Regions from separate parts of the Homo sapiens genome. Here regions 1, 2, 3 and 5 are each linked to region 4. A link is a loop called in an ENCODE intact Hi-C map of the cell type or tissue named here. Cell type or tissue: PC-9. All regions are shown on one strand.

Region 1 (5,000 bases), 62 kb before region 4:
AGTGAGTGAGTTATCATGAGATCTAGTTGTTTAAAGGAGTATAGCACCTCCACCATCTCTCTTTCTTGGTTCTGCTCCTGCCATGTAAGAGATCTGTCCCCACTTTGTTTCCCACTATGAGTACAATCTCCCTGAGGCTTCCCCGGAAGCAGATGCTGCCATATTCCTCTATAGCCCATGGAACCATGAGCCAATTAAACCTCTTTTCTTTATAAATTACCCTGTCTCAGATATTCCTTTATAGGAATGCAAGAACAGACTAATAAAATTACGTTTTGGGGTGATTTTGGCCATAGGTAACCAGAAATTATCTTTAACTGCAAGTACCTACAAAGAGCATAGCTTGTGCTCCACAAATGCTTATTTTTAAAGTTAAATTTGGGTTGAGCTATCTTTCTTTGTAGAACATTCCAGATCTCTCCAAATTTTACTGTGGCTTTTAGTAAGGGGCCATGATGAGAATGTAGCAGGATTGGGTAAGTTGTCTAGCACATTCCAATTGGACCTGTGTGAAATGGCACTGGACAAGGGAAGACTAATATTTATTGATGCTCTATTATGAGCCAGGAATAGTACCATGTGCTTGACATGTGCTATCTCATTTCATTCTCAAAACAACCACACAAAGGAGATGATGTAATCATCTCTATTTTAGAGATGGAAAAACCGGGGCCACAAAGTTGCTGAATGGCAGAGCTGAGTTGGTAGATCTGTTTGATTTCGATGCCAGTTACCTTGCTTGAATGTGTCCCTCATCTGGAGGAAATTCCACAGAAGTATCCTATGGAAGTTACTGAAAAGTTTATGTTAAGCAGATACAGATTCCTTGGAGCCTGACCTGATGCTCTGATGTTTACTTTTCTTTGTGTGAGTGTGAGGAGAGGTGTACTTGAAGGAGGAGTAGGTATGATAATGGATATATTAGAATTCATTCGTGTTCCCTGGGATAAGATCTTGGTTCTGTCTCCTCCTTGCTCTCCACAGAAACACCCCCTGCCATATCAGCCAGGTCAGAGCTGCAGCAGGCTCCAGCAACTGTTTGAAAGTCTTGAGCATTGTCAGATCTCGGAGGAGATCAAAAGAAACAGTCAAGCCGTATGGAGAGGGGAGGAGGCCAGAGAGAACTGACCTGCCACATTCTTTCAGACCTCCAAGCTGGCAGGAGACTGCATTCCCTGAACACCACTCCTAAACCTCCTGGATACAGCAGTCTCCACCCTGGGCCCAGAGGCTTCTCTGGGGGAAAGAGGCAAAGACACGCCAGGTGAAAAGCTCTGATTTGGATCAATCTTCCTCCCAGCTTGAGATGCTAAGATGTCACTTTGCAACACAGTGACTTCAACTTCTGAAACCTCAGCATTATTTAATATAGAATTACATATATCACCCTGGTTTAGGGCTTGCAGAGGAAATACATATTCATTATGTTTAAGACATTCTTAAGATTATCTTCCTTCCCCTTCAGAAAGTTTTATGGTTTTTTTTTTCTTTTTAAGGACTTAGCCTCTTGCTTCCAGCTTTAGTTTTATTTTTGCTTTTCTTTCCACAATTAGGTTCAGGAAAGAAAAATACATCAAGGCTCTGTCCCATCCTGTGGAGCTGGAAAATTTCCTTAGAAAGAGTCTCGAAAGGAGGAAAACAATGTTTTTTTACTGAATTAAATAACCTTACGTTGGCCATCTGGAAAGATACTTAAAACTATCATCAAAAGGACAGAGTCACTACCACAAAGGCGGAAAGACTTGTCCAGTAAGGGGCCATGATGAGAATTTACAGGGCTGAGAATTAACATGTGGTTACAGGGCTTTTTTCCATAACTTAGTTTTATATCCCTGAGGGCATCCCCCTCAATTGCTAGAGTATGTAGCAGAAGAAGGTCTCAGTCTAAAGCAAGTGGAAGCTACCTTTAGGCTGCTAGTCCAGCCAGAAGCCAGGTCTTGCAGGCCTTTCGCCAGCTCTACTGCTAAATCACAGGCTTCTTTTAAGAAAAATTGCTTCTATGTCACAGTTTACTTTTCTATAAACAGCATAGGCCAGGCGTGGTGGCTCACACCTGTAATTCCAGAACTTTGGGAGGCTGAGGTGGGAGGATCACTTGAAGTCAGGAGTTCAAAAGCAGCCTGGCCAACATGGTGAAACCTCATCTCTACTAAAAATACAGGCATGGTGGCACACAACTGTAATCTCAGCTACTCAGGAGGCTGAGGCAGGAGACTTGCTTGAACCCAGGGGGTGAAAGTTGCAGTGAGCCGAGATAGCACCACTGCACTCCAGCCTGGGTGACAGAGGGAGACTCTGTCTCAAAAACAAAACCAAAACCCAGCATAAACCTCCTATATAAAACAGTATCAAGCCCAGGGGTCTGAGGCATGATTAACACGTTTGAAATCATTGAGCAAGCTAATTCTCATGAAGATTAAAAGATAGCTATGCATTTTCAGCTTTGTTTTTCTTTTGTGCTTAGTCATCATTAAACCACAGGGCATTTTGCATTTTTACAAAATGATTTTATGCATTTTAGTCATTCTTCATAAAACACCATTAGGTAGAATAATATGAGAAGGGAAGGAAGAAGAGGAAGGAGAAAGGGGGAAGGAAGAAGCAGGGAGGGGTCCTCAAGGAGCTATGTGAGTTAGGTAAGTCATAGGGGAAGTCAGAACTGAAGGGGAAGTCACACTGTGACCTGGAGGCTTTAGTCTCTTCGGCAGGAATATTTCACTTGTCTTCTTGAAGACTTGATGGCATCATTGTACAGTAGCTGATTGGGAAGTTCTGCTCTTCAAGTCAGTTGCTTCCTCGGGATGGGGAGATGGGTAGGTCTGGAAGCCCTTCCATTTTCTATGTCATACTCCTGAAGCTTGATACCCGTGGTTGCATTGCTTTAAACAACCATTAAATCAAGTACTAATTTTGATCACCATAGTTTTTGCTCCCCAAATGTCTCTGCTTGTTCTAAACCCTATAAAATTGTCCTCCACCCACAGGCCTTCTCAAACAGCCTCCTCCTGGGCTCCTGCTTTCCTAGACAGAACCATAATAACATCTGATTAATACCTATTCTACTACAATTATCGGCCTACTGCAGGTGGCAGAGTTATTTATGCATTCAAATAGGTATTCGTGTAGCTATGGTCACCACAAATCTTTGTCCCTCCAAATATTAACCAGGATTTATTTGGTTCTTACTAAGTCCCAGTCATTGTTCTAAGTGTTTGATAAGAATTACATCACTTAGTTCTCATAACAACTTTATGGAGTAGGTAATATTATTATACCCTATATACAGATGGGGAAATGTAAGCACAGTAAGCTACCCAAGGTAATGCTTTTAGAAAGTGGTGGGCTGGGATTCAAGCCTAGGTAGTCTGTTTCCAGAGTGGTTAGCCTACTGTAATACCCTGCCTTCCCAATAAAGAGCAAGCCTCTGTGTCATAATCACTGAGTTTAATAAATATGTGTGGAATTGAATTAAATGAAAATATTTTTGGCAAAGAGTCTTGCAACCTCTGTATGTTTTCAACACACAGTGGGCCTTGATTTCAGGAAAATGTCTGAAAATGAAACATGCAGGAAAATGACTGGAGGTGAGAAGAACCACATGTAGTATTAGGTTGGCGCAAAAGTAATTGTGTTTTTTGCCATTGCTTTGGCAAAAAAACGCAATTACCTTTGCTCCAACCTAATAGAAAGAACTCTGGGTTTAGAATCTAAAACCTGGCTTAAGTCCTACCCATGACACTTAGCAGCTTAGAACCCTTGGATAAAGAAATTAGGTTCATTGAGTCTCAGTTTTTTCATCTGTCAAAGAGGACTAACATTTTTTATCTGTCAAAGAGGACTAATCTGCTTCAAATGGTTGTTGTGAAGGTTAAATAAGGCAATATGGCCAGGCACGGTGGCTCAACGCCTGTAATCCCAGCCCTTTGGGAGGCTGAGGCAGGCAAATCACTTGAGGCTAGGAGTTCAAGGCCAGCTGGGCACAGTGGCTCACACCTGTAATCTCGCTACTAGGGAGGCTGAGGTGGGAGAATCGCTTGAACCCGGGAGGCAAGGTTGCAGTGAACTGAGATCATGCCACTGGACTCTAGCCTGGGTGACAGAGCAAGACTGTCTCAAATATGTAATATGTTTGTGTGTGTGTGTGTGTGTGTGTGTGTGTGTGTGTGTGTGTGTGTGTGTGTGTTTCTTTCCTTTTTTTTTGAGCTGGAGTTTCACTCTTGTTGCCCAGGCTGGAGTGCAATGGCACAATCTCAGCTCACTGCATCCTCCGCCTCCCGGGTTCAAGTGATTCTCCTGCCTCAGCCACCCAAGTAGTTGGGATTACAGACACGTGCTATCACTCCAGGCTAATTTTGTATTTTTAGTAGTGACAGGGTTTCTCCATGTTGGTCAGGATGGTCTCAAACTCCTGACCTCAGGTTATCTGCCCGCCTTGGCCTCTCAAAGTGCTGGGATTACAGGCATGAGCCACCACGCCTGGCCCATGTGTTTTATGTATTACAAAGCATCATACAAATACTTGCTTAATTTAAAATAAAATTATAGAAACTATATATTTTTAAAAATTACTAGAAAAAAATGGAATGGAAAAAGAAAAATGTCTTATTTTCCTTGATTGAAAATATAATTTCAGTTCCAAGGATAATGACTTTGTGGGTCTTCAGCAGACTTTGTATTTTATACATCAGATCTGGCAGTTTCCAACTTGGCAGTTAGACACAGGGTTCAGATTTCAACAGCAGTTTTATTCCAGTGGGGGCATCTGAAGAGGGTGAAGTAGAGGTAGTTTTTCTAACTCTTCTCTAAAACTGAACATTTTAATTTTGATTTATTTAATCATGTTCATGTTTAGACAAAACCTTGCTCCTATAGAAAAGTCTGACTTTCTCTGTTTGCCCCATAGCGGTAATAAAGTCACCCTGAAAATACTTCGTTTGGCTGTGGATCTCAAGTTTAAAAGTTTCCCCTCTTACAGAAGGAATAGAGTAGAAAAATTGTAA
Region 2 (5,000 bases), 87 kb after region 4:
CTAAAATTATGAAACTACTAAAAAATATTGGGGGAAACTCTCCCCCCAGAATATTGGACTGGGCAAAGATTTCTTGTGTAATATTCCACAAGCACAGGCAACCAAAGCAAAAATGGGCAAGTGGGATCACATCAAGTTAAAAACCTGCTGCATAACAAAGGAAACAATCAACAAGGTGAAAAGACAACCCACAGCATGGGAGAAAACATTTGAAAAGTACCCATTTGACAGAGATTAATAACCAGAATATATAAGGAGTTCAAACAACTCTATAGGAAAAAATCTAATAATCTAATGTTTTAAATGGCCAAAAGGTCTGAACAGACATTTCTCAAAAGAAGAGATACAAATTGCAAACAGGTATATAAAAAGATGCTCAACATCATTGATCATCAGAGAAACATAAATCAAAACTACAGTGAGATATCATCTCATTCCAGTTAAAATGGTTTTTATTCAAAAGACAGGCAATAACAGATGATGGCAAGGATGTGGAGTAAAGGGAATCCTCATACACGGTTGGTGGGAATGTAAATTAGTACAAGCACTATGGAGAACCGTTTGGAGGGTCCTCAAAAACTAAAATAGAGTCACCATATGATCCAGCAAACCCACTTCTAGGTATATACCCAAAAGAAAGGAAATCAGTATATCGAAGAGATACCTACAGCATTGTTCACAATAGCCAGGACTTGGAACCAACCTAAGTGTCCATAAACAAACAAATGGATAAAGAAAATGTTACATATATTTTTAAAAAGAATGAGATCCTGTCATTTGCAACAACATGGATGGAACTGGAGGCCATCATGTTAAGTGAATTAAGCCAGGCACAGAAAGACAAACTGTACATGTTCTCACTTATCTGTGGGAGCTAAAAAGTGAAACAATTGAATTCACAGGGATAGAGGGCAGACGGATGGTTACCAGAAGCTGGGAAAGGTATTGGGGCAGGGGTAGTGGAGAGCAAGTGGGGATTGTTAATAGGTACAAAAAATGGTTAGAAAGAATGAATAAGACCTACTATTTGATAGCACAACAGGGTGACTATAGTCAGTAATAATTTAATTGTACATGTTAAAATAATGAAAAGAGTACAACTGGATTGTTTATAACACAAAAGATAAATGCTTGAGGTAATGGATACCTCATTTACCCTAATGTGATTATTATGCATTGCATACTTGTGTCAAAATATCTCATGTACCCCACAAATATATACACCTACTATGTACCCACAAAAACTAAAAATAAATTTTTAAAAATTCCTTCTGTAAAAGTACAAAACAGCTCTTATTACAGTATGACATGTTTTTAGCATCATGATATTGGAAGTCCACTTCCAAGAAGAAAAACTACGTTTTTCAGATGAATTACCCTGTCAGCTGAAGAATCACAAGGTTCATACATTTGGAAAGGACAGCTTTATTTCTCACAAAAGGCTGCAACCTGCAGGGTGGCCATTCTGACACGCTGGGAAGTGTAACCTCTGGCCAGAAGCCAGAAACAGGCACTTCAAGGTAGTGCTGAAAGAAACGGGAATTTATGCTGAGCAGAGTGGCTGAAAATACCTTTTTATTAGGCTGTAGGAGGAGTCATGAATATTTATTAAAGGAGAAACATGTGCTTCACAATTGAGCTTTATGCCTCTTCATGAATTCCCTGTACAAAAAATTGTGGCATTAGCATGATCTGAGAGTGGAGTTTTCAGCCCCCTAATGTCAAAAGATGAAGGGGAGGACACAAATGCCCTGGCTGTGCACCCTGCATAGATTGGCCAGAACCACTTCATGGTTGTTGGTCTCTTATCAGGAAGGGATTTATGGTTTAACTGGTGAGCTGTCATGTTGAAACTGCAATGTGGGAAAGGGAGTCCTGTGGCAGCCTCAGAGGACTGGCTAAAGTTGACAAAGTAATGAGTCATCCATTTCTCATTTTCCAGAGCTGGTTTCTGCTTACTTACGCCTTAGGAAAGAATTCTGGTTAAAGGTTAGAAGGAATGGGGCATACTGAGGCATGTTCGACCTGCTAGCCCATCATGGCCAGGAACTCAGTTTCTAAGGTTTCTCTGGAGTCCCCTGGGCCAAGAGATGGTGTGTTCAGTCAGTTGGAGAAGCTTAGGACTTTATTTTTATTTCTCAACCCATATTAAAGAATTGATTCTATTAACCTCAAAAGTCAAATACTCATACATAAAGTCCTTGAAAAGGCTCATTCAGAATCACATGCTTATGCGTAAATTTCTCTGATTAAGGCTTCTTTGTTTAAAGAGCCAACATTCAAGGAAAAAGTTTTAAAACTATTCCATAATTTTTACAATTTTCTTAGTTGTCAGATTTGTATCTGCATTGTCTTCTATGATTTTTACTATAAATATAATTACATGAGAATGGAGTGTTTCTTAGAAGTGACCACTTATGATATTAGTCTCCATTTAAACATTTCTTCCCATGTGATACAAATATATTTCCATATTTATTGTGTCAGTATATTTGTTACTCTCATGAAGCAAACAGAATGCCAATTAAATGCAAATAGCAGGATTTAAGTGATTAGATGTGATGAGGAACTACTTAAATCACACATAAAGATTTGACAAATAAGAATCTAGTAAATGTTTGAAGAAAAGCAAAGGGGGTAATGATAGGTTATGTGTCTCAAAAGAATGGTTTGAATAGCATAGATTAAGAGATGCCCTTCGAAAAAGTGAAGTGCCCTCTAATATTTAGGCAAAATAACCCTATTTGTGAAGGTACTGCAAAAATCAACAGTGAAATAAAGGACTTGATATTGTGCCCCTCTTACAGCTTTGTCAACAAAAATCGTAACATTCAAATCCAAACACTTGATTTATTCCTGGTTCATTCTAAGATTTGGTAAAGACTTACAAATGTAATCAAATTTGTTTTAAATATTGGTTTGAGCCACAATAAGTGCCATTTTTAATAAATTTTACACAGTAGGGTTTAACATAATATAAGATAAAATAAGCTTATTTTCTTGATTGGTTTCATTTCTCATGATAAAATCCTAATACAATATTTTGGTTTGTTTCCAGTTTCCAATGGATTCATTTTAAATGGATATTTTTTAGTAGCAATTATCCTTGGCTATTTTGTCTACATTTGGGTTTACAAAGGCATTGGGAAGGCAAAAATGAAATCTACCAACCACTTGCAACATTGCTTCAATGGAGAAAAGTTATTGTGAGGTCCAAACGATGAATTGCAAGTAAATTTTTGCAGTCAGCCTATATTTTATTTTTTAGCTAACAGTATGCTAAAAAGTTGTGATTATGACATACTGTAAATGTTTTCAGTAGAAGCACACTCAGCACTTTGAGAGGCCAAGGCAGGAGGTTCACTTGAGGTGAGGAGTTCTCGACCAGCCTGGGCGACACAGCAAGACCTTGTCTCTATAAAAAAAATTTGAAAAGTTAACCGGGTGTGGTGGTGCATGTTTGTATTCTCAGCTACTTGGGAGGCTGAGGTGGGAGGATTGCTTGAACCCAGGAGTTCAAGGCTGCAATGAGTCATGATCGCACCACTGCACTCTCGCCTAAGTGACAGAGTAAAACTAACACTGTCTCAAAGAAAGAAAGAAACACACCAGAATGTGAATTTTCAAGTCAGTGTAGGTGTTCTCAAAGTCATCAGCCTCAGAGGTTATATAGACATTTTAACAATAGGGGCATAGTCCCTAACAGTTGTTGGGTCTCCTCTGGAATTGCCCTGGAAAATTCTGTGGCTATAATTCCTTCTACTCTTTTTTTTTTTTTTTTTTTTGGCAGAGTCATACTCTGTCACCCAGGCTGGAGTGCAGTGGTGCAATCTCAGCTCATTGCAACCTCTGCCTCCTGGGTTTAAGCAATTCTCGTGCCTCAGCCTTCCGAGGTAGCTGGGATTACAGGCATGTGGCACCATGCCCGGCTACTTTTTGTAATTTCAGTAGAGACTGGTTTTCACCATGTTGGCCAGGCTGGTCGCAAACTCCTGGCCTTAAGCCATCTGCCTGTCTCAGCCTCCCAAAGTGCTGGGATTACAGGCGTGAGCCACTGCACCGTTTTTTACTGTCATTTGAGTTGGCAAATATTCATCCACTGAAGGTGGGGGTTGGTTTTAATAAGTAAACAGGTAAATAAGTAAATAAGCTGGGCAATACATATGAGAGTGTAGAAAAGCATAAATACTACTCATATTTTACTTGTGGCTGCACCATGATTGCAGACCCTCTGTACTCATTATACTGGCCCCCTTTTTAATATATATTGGCCATATATATAGCCAATAGCAATTGGCCAAAAGGCTAGGGGCACAGGAAGTCTCAAATATTTGCTGAATGTTGAATACATGAATGATCTGATTCCCTCTTTAGAACCATCATTCACATATATAGTGAAGTAGGAATAGCTCATAGTTAGGGAACAAAGAAAGTAAAACATAGTTTTTTTTCCCAATACAATTTCTTTTATCCATCCTGCCACTTTATTCCATCCCAGTATTTTTTGCTTGTTGAATATCTCTAAGCTGTGCCAGATTCCCCTGGTCTCTTTCCCACAGAAGTCCTGATCTACTCCTAACTGCAGGAGTTGGGGCTTTGTCTAGTTTTGATTAACCAGTCTGTTTAAAATTGTTCTGTTTTCTTTGAAGAATAAAATGACTGTTTGCTTATCCTTAAGAATACTAGGACCATGGATAGGCGGAAATGGTTGTAATTTTATCATCATGCCAAAGGGAAAAAAAAAGTTTTCTCATACATACTTGTGTCATTTGCATTTGGAAAAAGGAGTGGAACATTGTGAAGGATCTACAATGTGAGGTCCACAGAACAACTAGTTCCTAGTTCAATCAGGTCATTATCTGGTAATTTTGTCTGCAATTTATTGGTGAAGTGGGTAAAATGGTGAAACAGAGTGATATATTATGTGTGGATCTGAAAGGATCTCTAAAAATAATCTGGCACAACAACTTGTAATAAAGGAGAAAATGCCTGCGGTGCAG
Region 3 (5,000 bases), 190 kb before region 4:
TTCCTATTTTTATATCTTTGTATGCTTCCAGCAATACAAAATACATTACATGGGATTCTCTATTTCAGAAAGTCCTTGTTATACGGCTTCCTTCATCATAAAGTTAGTGTGGGTAAATTCATCCAAAAACACCAGGCCTTTTCCTGGGTGGTAAGAAGCTGGAGGATTCTATTTTATTTTATTTTTTTTGAGATGGAGTTTCACTCTTGTTGCCCAGGCTGGAGTGCAATAATGGCGCTCTCTCAGCTCACTGCAACCTCCGCCTCCCCGGTTCAAGTGTTTCTCTTGCCTCTGCCTCCCGAGTAGCACCACCATGCCTGTCTAATTTTGTATTTTTAGTAGAGACAGGGTTTCTCCATGTTCGCCAGGCTAGTCTCTAACTCCCGACCTCAGGTGATCCACCCGCCTCGGCCTCCCAAAGTGCTGGGATTACAGGCCACTGTGCCCGGCCTGATTATTCTATTTTTACAGATAAGATTTTTATCTTTGCCTTTACTATGTTTGCACAATGTTTTTGATTTTTACACCTAACCAGTACATCACCCATCATGCATAATAGGTATACGATCTATGGTTGTTGAAAAAACTTGAACCAAGTGTTGCCAACCTTGGAAGGCCAGAGCTGCCTTCTCTGCACTCACTGCTGAGTGAGTTTGGGAAGCCAGGAGAACTGGCCATGAAATCTGTAAGTGACTTTGGTGGTCATAATATTCCCAGAACAGACCTGCTTTATCCTCACAGTGAGGAACCAGTATATTGTTAGCTTTTTTACCCCTGTCTCATGCATATGGGTAGTGTGACTAGGATATCCAATTAGATCACACAGGGTCAGAGCTAATATTAAACCCGGGCACCCAGGTATATGTGACTCCACAACTGCGTGTGGTCTTTGCAGAGCCCACAGAGTCTGGCAGTAGGCTGCTGTGTCTGGGAGATGCCTATGTGAGTTGTGCTGTTATTTCATGGGCCATGGTGACCCAGGGGGACTTGGATACCAGGTGTCCTTGGGATATGTGCCTGGAGGTGAGATAGTGAATGGATTGTCAGGCAGAGAGGGTGGGGGGAGGGAAGGAGGAAGGGAGGAAAACCAGAAAGATTGGCAGAAGGGAAGCCCAGAGGCCATTGCCCTCATCAAGGTGAAAGGTCATGAAGGAGGTAGAAGGAGGTAGCAGTGGCTTGAGAGGAGGAAACTGGAGCAAAGTTAACACCCCCTCCGCAGGCTGATGGGGAGGCCAGTCTGAGGGGAGGGTGACTTGGAGGGTGGGAGTGCCACCCCACCAATTTCAAAACATTTTAACCCCAAACACACAATTTACCTGTTAAATAAAATGGCTTTCTACATTTGCGTCTTTCTGGAGGAAAATATTAATCCATGAGGGAAAACTGATTTCACACGACATGGTTTTTCATAACCTACCATTTCCAGCCAAATATCTTCTCAGAGACGTGGTGACCTTTCTTGCCCCTTAGCAAACTCCATGCTTTTGTCCAACCTGGGCAGTTCTCTAAGCAGAGACTCATAATGTAATTGGAGGCCAGGAATTGGTTGGTCTTTCTGGGACTGAGAGAAGGAGGCTGTCTGGGAAGTAGTGGTCCAAGGGGCTCTTGAAGGAAGGGGAAAAAGCCCACTCCCGCTTATATTTGTTACAGGTACCGTTAACCCCACATACCACCAGGGCTCTCCATGGGAAGCACTTGTAGAGGATTTTTCTTTTTTTTAAGTCGAGGAAAAAAATGTTTACTGTCAAGAAAAGCTTTTCTTCCCCGTAGGAACTGCTATTCTTTTTCTTTATAAACAGCATGGGATCAGGTGATTGATTCCATTTGTCCCCTGATTTGAGCCACACGAAGATAGGAGCCAAAAGTGTAGTTTATCTTCAGGAACTCTTTTTGTTTGTTTGTTTGTTTGTTCTTTGAGACTGAGTTTCTCTCTTGTTGCCCAGGCTGGAGTGCAATGGTGCGATCTCGGCTCACCACAATCTCCGCCTCCTGGGTTCAAGCAATTCTCCTGCCTCAGCCTCCTGAGTAGCTGGGATTACAGGCATGTGCCACCACAGCCGGCTAATTTTGTATTTTTAGTAGAGACAGGGCTTCTCCATGTTGGTCAGGCTGGTCTCGAACTCCCAACCTCAGGTGATCTGCCCACCTCGGCCTCCCAAAGTGCTGCTTATACCTTATGACCTGTGTATTCATGCATCAATTTTCTTTTTTGTCTTTTTGTACCTTCATTAGTATTTTTGTTTTTACTGGTTGTGAAAACAATACATAATCACTGCTAAAAATCTGGAAAGTACAAAGCAGTTTAGATAAGAAAAAAAAAATTACCAGTGAGCCTGTTATTTGCATATATCACCATAAATAGTTTGATATGTTTCTTTTTCCTTTTTTGTTCCATTTTCAAATATGAAACCTGTACAGTGTATGTATTTATACAATACACATATATAGGCAGGTTAAATATATTTGTATATGTGTGTGCATTTCCAAGGGAAGTTATACTTTTAAAACAGCAGAGAGTTTTTCTTGAAGTAGACTAAGCAAGGGAGTGAAGCCAGGAAGGAGGTGGGAGTAGCGGGGAAGTGGGGATTAATCTAGCTAAATTGTGGGTCCTGGCAAACACTGAGATTACACTGTGAAATACGAGAAAGGAAATGACTCAGTAACATTGAGAGAGGGAGCAGAGATGAGACAGCAGAGTGAAAGAGTGAATGGCGTATCCTGGGTTTGGGAAGTGGTGGGAAGTAGGGGGAGCTGGAGCCTGAGGCACTAAGTGATTAGAACAATAGGAGAATTTAGTTTTCAGATGAAATCATCAAGGCTGTATTAAGTGCCTCTTGTGAGCAATAGCTCACTCTTACTTGTTGCATTCAGCCTGGGAGCCACTCTTGACACCATGTTAGCGCAGCCTTACAGCTGATGTCAGGTCGACTGGTCTGCAGAGCCAGGAATTTGGGCTTTCTTCTCAGAGTTGTTTTGGAGCAATGAGAACTGCTCACTTAAGAAAGGCTCCCTCTTGTACTCCAGCCTTTGGGGAATGCTGTGAGTGACACTTTTAATTAACAAATCCACTGGGAACAAAACTCCTTTAAATGTGTTGGCTGGGTGTGGAGTTTGAAGGGTGGGCCGTGGAGGCTCCCACTGCACTGCAGGAGTGCTGGGACTTCAAGCCATGGGTAAGCTCGGTCAGAACTGTCAGGATGAGGTCCACCCAGAAGGCCCCACACTCTGTCCCAGGGGATTTAGGCTGGCAAGCTGTGCTGGCACTCCTGGGGCAAGATGAGCTCATCTGCCACTTCAGATGCTGGGCTTCCTATGCTAGATGTTCCTGCTCTTGCCGCATTCAGGAGCCACAGCCCACTTGTTCAGAACGGGAGGGGAGAGTGGGGGACGAGCATTTAGGAATGCATCATTCCAGCTCCTGTATTATTCCTAGAGCTGGTAGCTGAAATTCTGACCACGGAAGTGTCCTTGAACATCTTCCAGCAAATGATGTATATTTCCACATCTCACCGGGGCCTGTGCTGATGTTGGTTCTAGCACAGCATCAATATCCATGATGTCAGAGAGTCTAAGAAAGGTTTATGAAAGAGAGAAGGATTCTTTTCCTTCTGGTACCAGAGTGAAAACTATTTATGTAGCACATGTCTGCCTTGGAAAACATGCTGCTTTAATAGAATGAGTTCTGAAGGAATAATCAAAGCATTTCTTAGGTCTAATTATTTTGCTAAAGGGAGTTACTTAATTTTGACATCCTCATCAATTAGTTCCTCACTTGGAAGGCCTGTGACAAGCCTGAGGCTGGCTATGAGTTTCCACCTGCCCAGAAGTTGATGGATTTTATGAAAGCTTTAAACAGAACTACAATTGTGAAACTGAAAGTGTAAACTAAAACTATTGTTTTTATTATTATTTACTTTATACTTAGGGAAATGATTTTCATCTCTTTACTTCAGTATTTCCCCATCTTTTTTTTTTGGGGGGGATGGAGTCTCACTCTGCTGCCTAGGCTGGAGTGCAGTGGCATGATCCCAACTCACTGCAACCTCCACCTCCCGGGTTCAAGCGATTCTCCTGTCTCAGCCTCCCGAGTAGCTGGGGTTACACGCGTGCATCACCATGCCGGCTACTTTTTATATTTTTAATAGAGCTGGGGTTTCACCATGTTGGCCAGGCTGGTCTCGAACTCTTGACCTGTGGTGATCCACCCGCCTCGGCCTCCCAAAGTGCTGGGATTAGAGGCGTGAGCCACCGCCCCCGGCCTTTTTTTTTTTTTTTTTAATCACATTTATTCTAAAACCTTAGACCTTTAGACCCAAGTTTTCACGCAAGGCAATGGATGAGTTCCCCTTGGCAATACCTTCAAGTCTTGCATTAAGAAATCTGAATAACAATTTTAGCAGAGGAAGCATTTAAAAATGAGGAGACAGACTGAAAAGAAAACAAGACAAATACAACTTCAATGCAAGGAAGTTTCTAGACTGATTAAACATAACGAAAGTAAAAGTGGTTTCCTACCTTAAAGATTCAAAGGAGGCCATTGTTATTCAAAAGTGAGGTGTGTTTAACAGAAACAACAATCATGCTCCTTTTGTTGTATGTCTAAGGAAGGTCAATGGTGGGGGCCTGACTGGAAGAGACCCACCTGGTTGTGAGGCCCAAAACAAAGGGCTAACATTCAGTTTCTTCTATCATGTTTGTTGTCTTTGATGGATATGGAAAGATCTCTGATACTGGGCTGGGTGCGGTGGCTTGTGCCTGTAATCCCAGCACTTTGGGAGACTGAGGTGGGAGGATCACTTGAGCTCAGGAGTTCGAGACCAGCCTGGGCAACATAAGGAGACACCCACCTCTACAAAAAAAATTTTTTAAAAAAAATGAGCCAGGTGTGGTCGCAGGTGCCTGTGGTCCCAGGTACTCAGTAGGCCAAGGTGGGAAGATTGCTTCAGCCCAGGATGTCGGGGCTGCAATGGGCCATGATTATGCCACTGTACTCCAGCCTG
Region 4 (5,000 bases):
CTAAGGGGTATGGTAAACCACCTCATAGGATGCAATGAGAACACAGCATCACCATGGCCAACTTTATCATGTCCCCGCCAAATCCCTGACTCCTAGTATTCACATCCTCATATAATCCCCTCCTCTTGAGTGTGGGTGGGACCTGTGACTTGCTTCTAATCAATAAGATAAGGCAAAGGTGATGGGATGTCACTCCTGTGATTGTGTTACATTATGTAAGGATCTGTCTTGCTGGTAGACTCACTCTAGAGTCTTGCTCTCCTGCTGACTTCGAAAAATCATGAGTCCTACAAATACTAGGAAATAAATTCTGCCAACAACCTGAGTAAGCTTCAAAGTGAATCCTTTCCCAGTAGAGCTGGGGACAGAGACCAACACCCCTCTCAGCCAGGAGCATGTCTCTAATATGTAAACTAACCAGACCAGATCCTTATCTCTTCTATTTGGCTATACACACAAGAGGTAACCCTTCTCTGCTTTAGTCATTCCAAGGCCAGGTACCAGGCAACTAGGGGACACCTCTATGGCTTAGAGCCTATGGAAAGTATTCAAACCTAAACAGTTCATCTTGCCCTGCTTTTCACATGACCATGGGCCTGGATCTCCTCTCACTCCTGCCCCTCTGCCTCCTGGCCACCCCAGAGCTTTCCCCCAAGGCCCTTTGTGGTGTCCTGTGCCTCTTGTCTTTAGGATCTGTGAGTACAGTAAACTGTGTTTTCCTGAGCCTCCTTATATGTCCTCTTGTGACCTCACCTGAATGATCATCTCATGAAAGAACACAGAACACCAGCACAAAATATTCCATAATCATCTCATATTGTTGTTTCAGCCCTGATATCAGCCACCACTTCTCCGAAGTCCAAAGTGCCTTCATTCCTTTCATTGGAGAACCATATTTAGAAACCAATATCTAGGCACTACGTGTATTTTACCTATAATGGTATTAACACTCGTGGTAATACTTGTTCTCTTCAGACCAGTTCCTCCAGGTTGGAGGCAACACCGTACAGTGATTAAGAGGCTCTGGATCTAGACTGCCTGAATTAAAATTCTGGCCACGCTGGACAATCTGTGAAGCCTTGGGAAAGGCACTTAAGCTCTTACAGTTTTATACCCTGTGTGATAGTGTTTACGATAGCACCTACCTCAGAAGGTTGCTGTGGAACGTAGTAAGATATGAGTGTGACGCTCTTAGACTCATGCCTGACATTCAGGGATTACTCAGTAAATATTTGTTGGGTGAATGATCCTTATGTTGATCAGAAGCTCTAACTGAAGAATGAAAATGAGGGGGAAATCTTGCTCCACGTCCTTTTCAGACAATAATTAACGTATTGATTTGTCAGAGATCTCATCCTCCTGTGAGACTATCTTCCTTTAAGACTTTAAGAATTCCCTGTAATAATCTTTTTAGTTGTCTTTAATGTATTGACAACCTAGAAGAAATCCCTGTAAAATGTCACATATGTGATCTAGAAGGAAAAAAAATGCTTTCCACTTACACTTGTTTATGTTCTTCCTTCTTCTTCATTAAAAAAATAGAAAAGAACTCACACAAGCCTGGTGCCAAACCTGGATGTGTCTCTGTGTCCAGGACTCTGATTCCTAAAAACATCGAGTCATTATAGAAGACATCAGGACCACTGAGAAGACAGTCAGGAAATCAGAGGGGGAGAAGGTCAAGAAGGACGAGGCCCTGCAATCCTTTTTATTCCCCTGGTGTCCTCAGGATGGTGAATAAGAACTCTAGGAACCTGCACCTGCAAAAGAAGATCCAGGGCAATGTAGAGATTCCACATCCTGAGCTTTCTTTGATGTCTTCTTGCCAGCTATCCCCAATTCCTGATTTAGTTCCTCTTAGGGACAGCTATTCTGAAGGGTCTCATCAGAGAAGCTTATTTGGTTTCTATTGGACAAGGAATACATGCATTATAAACATTCCAGATAATGTTTATGTTTCAAATTGGTTTTTCAGTTCCTTTGCAATTCTTGCTCAAGTTTTCCTCACCTTCTAAGTCTGAAAAAGTAATTTCCAAATCATGGTGAAGGCATTATTGAAAAATCAGGACCTTGTAGAATCTTACAGTCATTTGGCCAGGCTAACGGTTTAACCTGAAAGTGGAATGGATTTCCCATCCGGGTTCCCATAGTGAACAACTATGTTTTTGTAACATAACACAATGAAGGGAGTTGTCACTAGATGACTCAGCTAGTTAGAATCTCAACTCCCTTTCTGGGGAGGAAATCTGAAGCACGGTGTTTGTATTAGAGGCTAGGGTCATGCTTATTTGGACTTCAGTTCTCCCGCATCAAAGCCAGTCAGAGACTATGAACAGGTAGGGGGAAGGAAGGTCAACTGTCCACCTGGGCCAGAAGAGCAAGAAGTGTAGCCAAACCAAATCTGACATTTTTTTGGGTGTCTGTCTTTCTAACACATATGCTCACTCGTTCTGTCTCTCTCTCTCTCTCTCTCTCACACACACACACACACACACACGTTTCAACTCTCCACTGCTGTAAAGCTGTTCTTGGTAAAATTCCCTAGGGCAAAATCAACTGTAACTTGAGTTTTCAACTCACTTAGTATCAGTGGGAAATTTGCCATGTTGGACTTTGACAACCACAAAAACCAGTTTGACTGAGAGTGGCGAGGCCATGAGGTCTAGGTGGAGTATGAACTCACCAACTTGGAATGATTACTTGGAGAATGCTCACACTGCCTCTTATTTATGCTTCTGTCCAAGTCTTTGAGAGTGCTGAAGTCATAGAAATGACCAAACAAATATATAGTACGACACTTTTTAATTCAGAACTCAACCACAAAAAAAATGCTCCTCTGTCACCAGGGATCCCTGGAAAATGGTGTCTAAAAATCAGCTCTGAGCAAACCATCCTCAGTTCTTGTCCTTGTGGCATCTTCAACTCCCAACTGATGGAAATCTCACTGGTCTGAACTTCAAATGGTATGAAAGCAGGAGTGGAGAGTTTCACCCCAACCTTTCTGCAAAAAAGCAAGCATATTTTATATAAGGTCAAAAGGCCATGTGAGGCAGGAGAATAGAGACTGGAGGCAGGGAACCTAAGGCTTTTCACACTGACTTCCTAGAACTAAATTGAAAGGAAAACCCTAACTTTCCATGCCTCAGTAACAGAAGGACCAGAGGCTACTCCCTTTGACCTTTTCTGCGTGGCAGTTGGGAAGTTGTCTGTAAGCGACAAATCAGACTTATTGCTGGTAGAGACTTTGTTTGCAATTTAGTAACTTCACTCCAGACTCTGAATGGTCTGACTGTGGCTCTGATCAGACTGATTGTGGACGGAGTCTTCAGTTTGCATAGAAGTATAACTTTGTAACTTCACCCTACCCTCTGATTGGTTGCTTTTTGCAACCAATCAGATGTTTGCACAGGAGTGTGACCTTTGTAACTTCACTTCATCCTCTGGTTGGCTGCTTTCTGCAAGCAATCAGACTGATTGCGGGCTACCACTTCATTTACATGAGGTAAGCATGAAGTGGCCAATGAGAAACTTCCAGGGGTATTTGGACCCAAGAAGATTCTGTATTTGGGCCCTTGAGCTGGTGCTCGGGCCCACTTCCACACTGTGGAGTGTACTTTCATTTTCAATAAATCCCTGCTTTTGTTCTTTTGTTGCTCCATTCTTTGCTTTGCTGGGCGTTTTGTCCAATTCTTTGTTCAAAACGCCAAGAACCTGGACAACTTGCAATCATGACCAGTGACACAGGTAGGGAAATCCTTTTACAAGTTAGACCAGGGTAAAGGAAATGAAAATAGGCCCTATTATTTCTCTCCTCTACTGAATCTAGACAATTCTTTTAAAAACTTTTCATTGCACACATCTCTTGTTTGTTGATAGTTCTATTTTGCTACAGTAAAACCAAGTTTGTAGAACAGGAGCTGTAGCTTTAATTTTGAGACATCAGGTTAACCTTGAAATCATTCATCGAATTAAAGTAGAATCCAAGTGATTAATGTCTCAAAATTGTGTTATTTAGAAGTGCCAAAGAAACAGTCCCCGAATCTGATCAACATTGTAGTAAAATCAGCCCAGTGTGTGAAGGAAAGAGCATGGGTATGTGAGTCAGGGAGACTTGCGTAGGAGGAATCCAGGCCTAATTACTCGCCAGCCTTGTGACTTTGGCCTGCATGCTTAACCCAGATGAGCTTCAGTTTCCTCACCTGTAAACAGCTTTGCACAACGGAGCTGTAAAGTTAAATGACGGCATCAGAGTGACTTGCATGTGCCCACTCTCCTTCTGCTCCACGCTCCTCTTCCCCTGAATGCACAGAAACTGGATACGTATTACCCAGGAACCCTGAACAGTTTTTGTCATTCTCCCCAAAGGCAGCTGTGATCTGTGGAAGGAGGCCAGCAGGAGAGAACTTGCTACTTTTCCCAGGGAGGACCTGGTCTCCCATCAGACAGAGAGAGGAGCTGCAAGTGGCCTGCTACTTCTCCTGCCTCACAAAGAGAACCACTTGGTGAACCGGGTTCAAAAGGTGCAAACACATGAATTCATCAGTTTAAAGTTTTTAGGGTTTTTTTTTTTTATTTTAATCAATGGTTTTTCTTCTCAACTGAAATGAACCTTGCTGGACTTGCGTAGCCTCATGTATAAAACTAGAAAGTTGGGCCACCTACATCAGTGGACTTCAACTCTGCTTGGGCACTGGAGTCATTTGGAGGACTTACTTAAAATGCAGATTCCTGGCCTCACCCACAGACATTCTGTTTCCCTTGGGCTGAATCAGGGTGTGTCGTTTTAGAAAACCATAGACCGTTTTCTGTTGAAAATCAAATGGTCTTTGAAGCCCTCCACATCTCACATGCCAGGCTCTAATTATTCAACCCAAGGAAATGATACTCAAATCAGAACATGAGAGTCCTTTCCCCTTCAAGTATTTATGCACTAGTTGCCCTAGGTGCCCTGGATGCCTTCAGCTCACCCATTCAAGAGGAAGTCACACCAGCCCTTCTGG
Region 5 (5,000 bases), 270 kb after region 4:
CACAAGCTACCAAAGCTCACTCAAAAAGAAATAATCTGAATAGCTGTATCTATTTAAGAAATTGTATTTGTAGCTAAGAACCTTCTCAAAAAGAAAACTAATACCTACAGACGATTTCATGTATCCATTTACCAAATATTTAAGGAAGAAAAAAAATACCAAGTCTACAGAATCTTTCAGGAAATGTTAAAAAAGAAAATACTTCCCAACTTACTCTGTGAGGCCAGCATTACTCTGATGACTAAGCCAAACAAAGTCATCACAAGAAAAGAGAACTATAAACCAATGTACCTCAACAGATGCAAAAATTCTAAATAAATGTTATCAAATTAAATCTAACAATATATAGGAAGAATAATATATTAACAAAGAAGAGTTTACCCCAGAAATGCAAGGTTAGCTTAACATCTGGAAAAAATCAATCAATATAATTCACTATATTTAATAAAAAATATATTGACATTATTTTTGACAAAGGTACAAAGGCAATTCAGTGTAATAAGGATAGTCTTTTCAAGTAATTCATGAAAACAATTAAAAATCAATATGCAAAAAGTAAACTTTGAAACTTTGCACCATATAAAGATTAACTCAAAATAGGTAGTAGACAATGTAAAACCTAAAACTTCTTAGAAGAAAACATAAAAGAAAATCTTTGTGACTTTGAGTAAGACAAAAATTTCTTAGATACAACACCAAAAATACAATGCAGAGAAGAAAAAAATTGATATATATTATAGGCCAGGCGCGGTGGCTCATGCCTGTAATCCTAGCATTTTGGGAGGCCGAGGCAGGGGGATTGCCTGAGCTCAGAAGTTCCAAGACCAGTATGGGCAACACGGTGAAACCTTGTCTCTACTAAAATACAAAAAATCACCCAGGCGTGGCGGTGTGCGCCTGTAATGCCAGCTACTCGGGAGGCTGAGGCAGGAGAATTGCCTGAACCTGGGAGGTGAAGGTTGCAGTGAGCCGAGATCATGCCACTGCACTCCAAGCTGGGTGACAGAGCGAGACTCCGTCTCCAAAAAAAAAAAAAAAAAAAAAAAAAAAAAAAAAAAAAAAAATATATATATATATATATATATATATATATAGGATAATATGTATTGGATTTCATTAAAATTGAACATTTCTGTTTCTTGAAAGACACTGCTAAGGGAATGAAAAGACAAGACCAGAAGAAAATATTTGCTTGTTTCCAGAAATACATAGAACTGTCTTTAAACACTACAATGGAAAAAAAATTTTAAATGGGCAAAGGATTTAAACATATTTCACTAAAGAAGATACATAGTGGCAAATCAGTACACGAAAGGATGGATGCTCAGCATCATTAATTATTTAAGAAATGCAAGTCAACAACACCATTAGAAACCACTACAAACTTATAATGACTAAAATGAAAAGGACTAACTATCTTAAGTGTAGATGAGTATGGGGAGCAACTGGAGCTCTCATACACTACTGGTAGGTATCCAAAAGGTACAACAACTTGTAAAAACTATTTGGTAGTTTATTACAACATTAAACATATACCATACACCTACCACATGATCCAACCATTCCATCTCCTAGGTATTTACCCAAGAGAAGTAAAAACATTTGTCTTTAAGAAGACTTGTGAACACATATTCATAGGAGCTTTATGTGTAATAGTCAAAAACCAGAAACAACCCAAATGTTCATCAACAGATGAATGGATAAACAAATTGTGTTTTATCCCTACGATGAAATACTACTCAGCAATAAAAAGGAATGAACTATTGATATACACAACAACATAAATGGATCCCAAAATAATTATGCTGAGTGAAAGAAGCCAGACAAAAAAATAGTTCATCCCATATAATTCCATTTATATGAAATTCTAGAAAATATAAACTAATCTATAGTAACAGAAAGCAGTAGTCTGCCTGGGTCCGAATGGGGGACAGAGGTGTGAGAGAGGGGGAGAGATTACAAAAGAGCACAAATAAACTTTTGGGAGTGATGGATATGTTCAGTATCTTGATTTTGGTGATGGGTTTATAGGTATATGCATATGTTGAACATTACATGCATATACCTATAAGGATAAATTTATATACTTAAAATATGTAGAATTTTTTTAAAAGACCACAAGACACATGACTAAGAAAATTATTCCAAATTATACTGCTACTTAAAGGTAAAGCTCACTATATGTACCTAACTACATAGTAGATACTTAATAAATATTTGTTCAAGAATTTAAAATATGAGAGAGCGGGAGAAAGAGATAGTGCCACTTGCCTACTCAGAACATCCCAGTGGCTTCCCATGATACTGAGATTAAAGGTAAAATTTCTTAGGTTGACCTGTGAGGCCCTGTGTTATCTGGCCTGTGTCTCTCTCCAACCTCCAACCAAGCTTTCCTACCACTATCTTTCATTGCATCCTTGACACAGAACCCCTCTTAGAATTTCTAGACACAGAAGTCAGTATTTTTTAAAGATTCCAATTTGCAACAAAGTTTAGGAACCGCTGAGTTTATAGACCCCTTTTTTCTGTGCTTAGAGCACTGACTATATCGAAGCCCTTACTCTAAGGTGCTGTTTCACTTTTCTAACTAATGTGTATAAAAATATGTAAGTATGTCCTCAAGTTCTAAACAGACTAAATAGCTCTTCAGACGAATACTGTTAGTCAATAGCGACATCTGGAGGTCTGATGAGAACCTAAACAAATAATCTAATTTTCTTGGTGTAGGACCACTCTTAACACAGGAAAAAGGTGCCAATGACCACTCCCCTCCCCAAAACACCCCTCCCCTACATACACATATCATACAGAAGGCGAAACGGAGACCCAGAGAGTAATTGATAGCTGTGGAACTGGAACCTGACTGGTCCACCTACCTCCACTTCCTCTCAAGGGCATCCTCCCCCAGAGTGGCCTCATCTTCACATCTTCCCATTATAAGGAACACCACCATTCACTAATAGCTTCCAGGGGTTTTTTTCTAGCTCCCAAGCATGACCCTGGTTGATGCCTGCAACTGCCAAACACAGCTGCATGACTAACCTTAGCCAGAGTATCTGGATAGTAATGGTGGTTCCTCTCCTATATACCCTAGGATTTTGATTTCCCCCCTGGTAGAAGGAAAAAGTTGCACTGTTGGGTAGGAAAATCTGATGGATGGGGACAAAATATAGGCTGATTTTTCTGGTTAAGGATAATGGTTCCCATTTAACAAATTAGAGGACTAAGGCCCAATGAAGGTAATTGCCAAGACCACTTATCTCCACACGTTCTTTCTCTCTGTCCTGAATCCAAGGGCCTTCATACCAAGTGGGGAAACTGAGACCCAAGTACAGAACTATGCTTTCCAGGTAGGCTTCTGAAAGCCCCTGGCTGACTTGTAGCACTAACACTAATGGGACACCAGAGGTGTGACATTCTCTATATGAAGTAACAACGGATGATGCCAGAGTCCAAAGGAAAAGTAGTCTGAAAGAAGCTAGGATATCAGAGTTGGAGGGCAGAGGCTGAAGATTCAGGCTGGTGGGAAGGGATCTTTGAACCTAGACTGGGAGAAATAGTTCCTGAAGCAGGAACTGAGTGGAATTTGAGGACTGAAGATCCAGGAGCAAGAGAAAAGGGAAGGCTGGGGCCCTATATAGGTGTCCTCCCTAGAGACAGAGAACAGCCAGTGGCTGCACTGCTCCTACCTTATTTTGTGTAGCAGGTGCCTAAGGTGTGGCTCCCAGGGCACTGGGACCCCTAAAGAACAAGAAACGTTTCAAGCCAGTGTGAGCAGGCAAAGACTTGGGGGATAGATAGGGTCTCCTATCCCTTTCTATTCACCTGCCTCTGCTTGACACAGGAGAATCCAGCAGCTGCAGTGGAGAGTCCTACCTTTTCCACTCCATCCAAAGTCTCAATTTTTGGAACTTTATTGACACCATGAGGTGCCAAACTGTCAAGTCTAAGAGAGGCTTCGCAGACACCTTCGCCAGGAGAAAGCCGGCGGGGGCTGCCTTGGTTCCCTCGGCAAAGGGAAAGATATGGATTAATTCTGGCCTCTGTAGTCTGGATGAAAGAAAAGCTTTGAAACCCAGAGCAAAGCCCTGTGGAGCTTTCAGGGAAGTGTAGTCCCGAATGAAGAGGGTGCATTTTGGAAGCTCCCTGGAAATAGTAGTGTTTGTGCTCCGGATGCGCATGACCTGCTCGGCATCTGCACTGTGCTCAAGGCTGGGGCCTGATCTTGTGCCACGTGGGCACATGTGGCCATCCCCCAAGGCTGGCCTGGTGCCACCAGGGGTGGGGTGGGTGCGACTGTTACCCTTCCGTTTGCCTCTCTGTCGGGAGTCGTTAAGGCTTTACTGTGGCATGGGACTTAGTATATCCAGAGCTCACAATCTGGAAAGGGCTAACAAGCAAACCAACAACACATCATGTTACAATTGCTGCCTTGGGCAGAAGCACATGGGTGGGAAAGTTATCCAGAGGCACTGAAGTTCGAGCAGAAATCTGGGGCACCTGTAAGGTGGAAGCTGGCAAGGCGTACAAGCAGGCCCAAGGCCTCTGGGAGAGGTATCACAGGCCGAGGGACCAGAGAGGAGTTAACAGAACAAACCTTTGCCGGGGAGAGTAAAGGGATAACAGGGAGAGAGGTGGAAGTAGGGAGAAGGGCCACCCAAAGCCAGACTGAGCAACTTGGACTGTGTGCCTAGGACAGTATGGAGACATTAGAACTCTAGGCAGAGGTCTTACCTGCTCAAAATTGGATTTTAAAACAATCCATTTCCATTGTGGAGGGTAGATTGGAATGACTGACATTGGGGTCAGGAATTCTTGGAAGAAATGATAGTGATCTTGGCTAGAGTGGAACCAGTGGAGATGGAGAGGAGACGATATTATGGCAACGACATGTATTTAGGAGATAGGCCGGGGAAAAAAATGGTCATCGATTGGGTGGGGGATGGTAGATTACTTTGGGCCTCCCTGGGGGTAGGGTGGGTGCCACTCATTGGATAGAG

The links. Hi-C counts contacts between places; a loop is a spot of excess contacts. Peaks named below come from ENCODE experiments on the same cell type or tissue, not always from the same donor. Only the 100,000 strongest peaks of a DNase experiment are listed, where the experiment ranks them.
Region 1: a loop joins it to region 4, with 4 times the contacts of the local background. A loop is called at or near these places in 4 of 110 quality-filtered maps.
Region 2: it touches region 4 in a loop (8-fold over the local background); 6 of 110 quality-filtered maps call a loop at or near these places.
Region 3: a loop joins it to region 4, with 4 times the contacts of the local background. A loop is called at or near these places in 3 of 110 quality-filtered maps.
Region 5: a loop joins it to region 4, with 5 times the contacts of the local background. A loop is called at or near these places in 7 of 110 quality-filtered maps.

What each region holds. Positions count from the first base shown.
Region 1 is chr3:149,446,082-149,451,081 of GRCh38, reverse strand. No RefSeq gene overlaps it. Among named protein-coding and RNA genes, the nearest start is that of TM4SF4, 26 kb to the left of the region's middle. RefSeq lists an enhancer at 812-1,313. In PC-9, no CTCF peak of the experiment used is centred here; a DNase peak (open chromatin) is centred at 2,461; H3K27ac peaks cover 2,961 bases.
Region 2 is chr3:149,297,212-149,302,211 of GRCh38, reverse strand. All of the region lies in intron 1 of TM4SF18-AS1 (TM4SF18 antisense RNA 1), which reads right to left. Among named protein-coding and RNA genes, the nearest start is that of TM4SF18-AS1, 15 kb to the right of the region's middle. In PC-9, no CTCF peak of the experiment used is centred here; DNase peaks (open chromatin) are centred at 1,941 and 3,911; H3K4me3 peaks cover 1,409 bases; H3K27ac peaks cover 5,000 bases.
Region 3 is chr3:149,574,073-149,579,072 of GRCh38, reverse strand. The region is part of intron 2 of WWTR1 (WW domain containing transcription regulator 1); the gene reads left to right. Among named protein-coding and RNA genes, the nearest start is that of WWTR1-IT1, 75 kb to the left of the region's middle. RefSeq lists enhancers at 3,024-3,650, 3,651-4,277, 4,278-4,904. In PC-9, no CTCF peak of the experiment used is centred here; a DNase peak (open chromatin) is centred at 2,712; H3K4me3 peaks cover 1,014 bases; H3K27ac peaks cover 5,000 bases.
Region 4 is chr3:149,384,369-149,389,368 of GRCh38, reverse strand. It overlaps TM4SF1-AS1 (TM4SF1 antisense RNA 1), which reads right to left. Exons shown (of 2, transcript NR_109810.1): 2 at 2,786-2,997. Among named protein-coding and RNA genes, the nearest start is that of TM4SF1-AS1, 9.1 kb to the right of the region's middle. RefSeq lists an enhancer at 1,402-2,601. In PC-9, no CTCF peak of the experiment used is centred here; DNase peaks (open chromatin) are centred at 428, 2,238, 2,648, 4,158 and 1 weaker place; H3K4me3 peaks cover 1,126 bases; H3K27ac peaks cover 5,000 bases.
Region 5 is chr3:149,118,149-149,123,148 of GRCh38, reverse strand. No RefSeq gene overlaps it. Among named protein-coding and RNA genes, the nearest start is that of HPS3, 9.0 kb to the left of the region's middle. In PC-9, a CTCF peak has its summit at 2,676 (motif pointing left); a DNase peak (open chromatin) is centred at 2,668.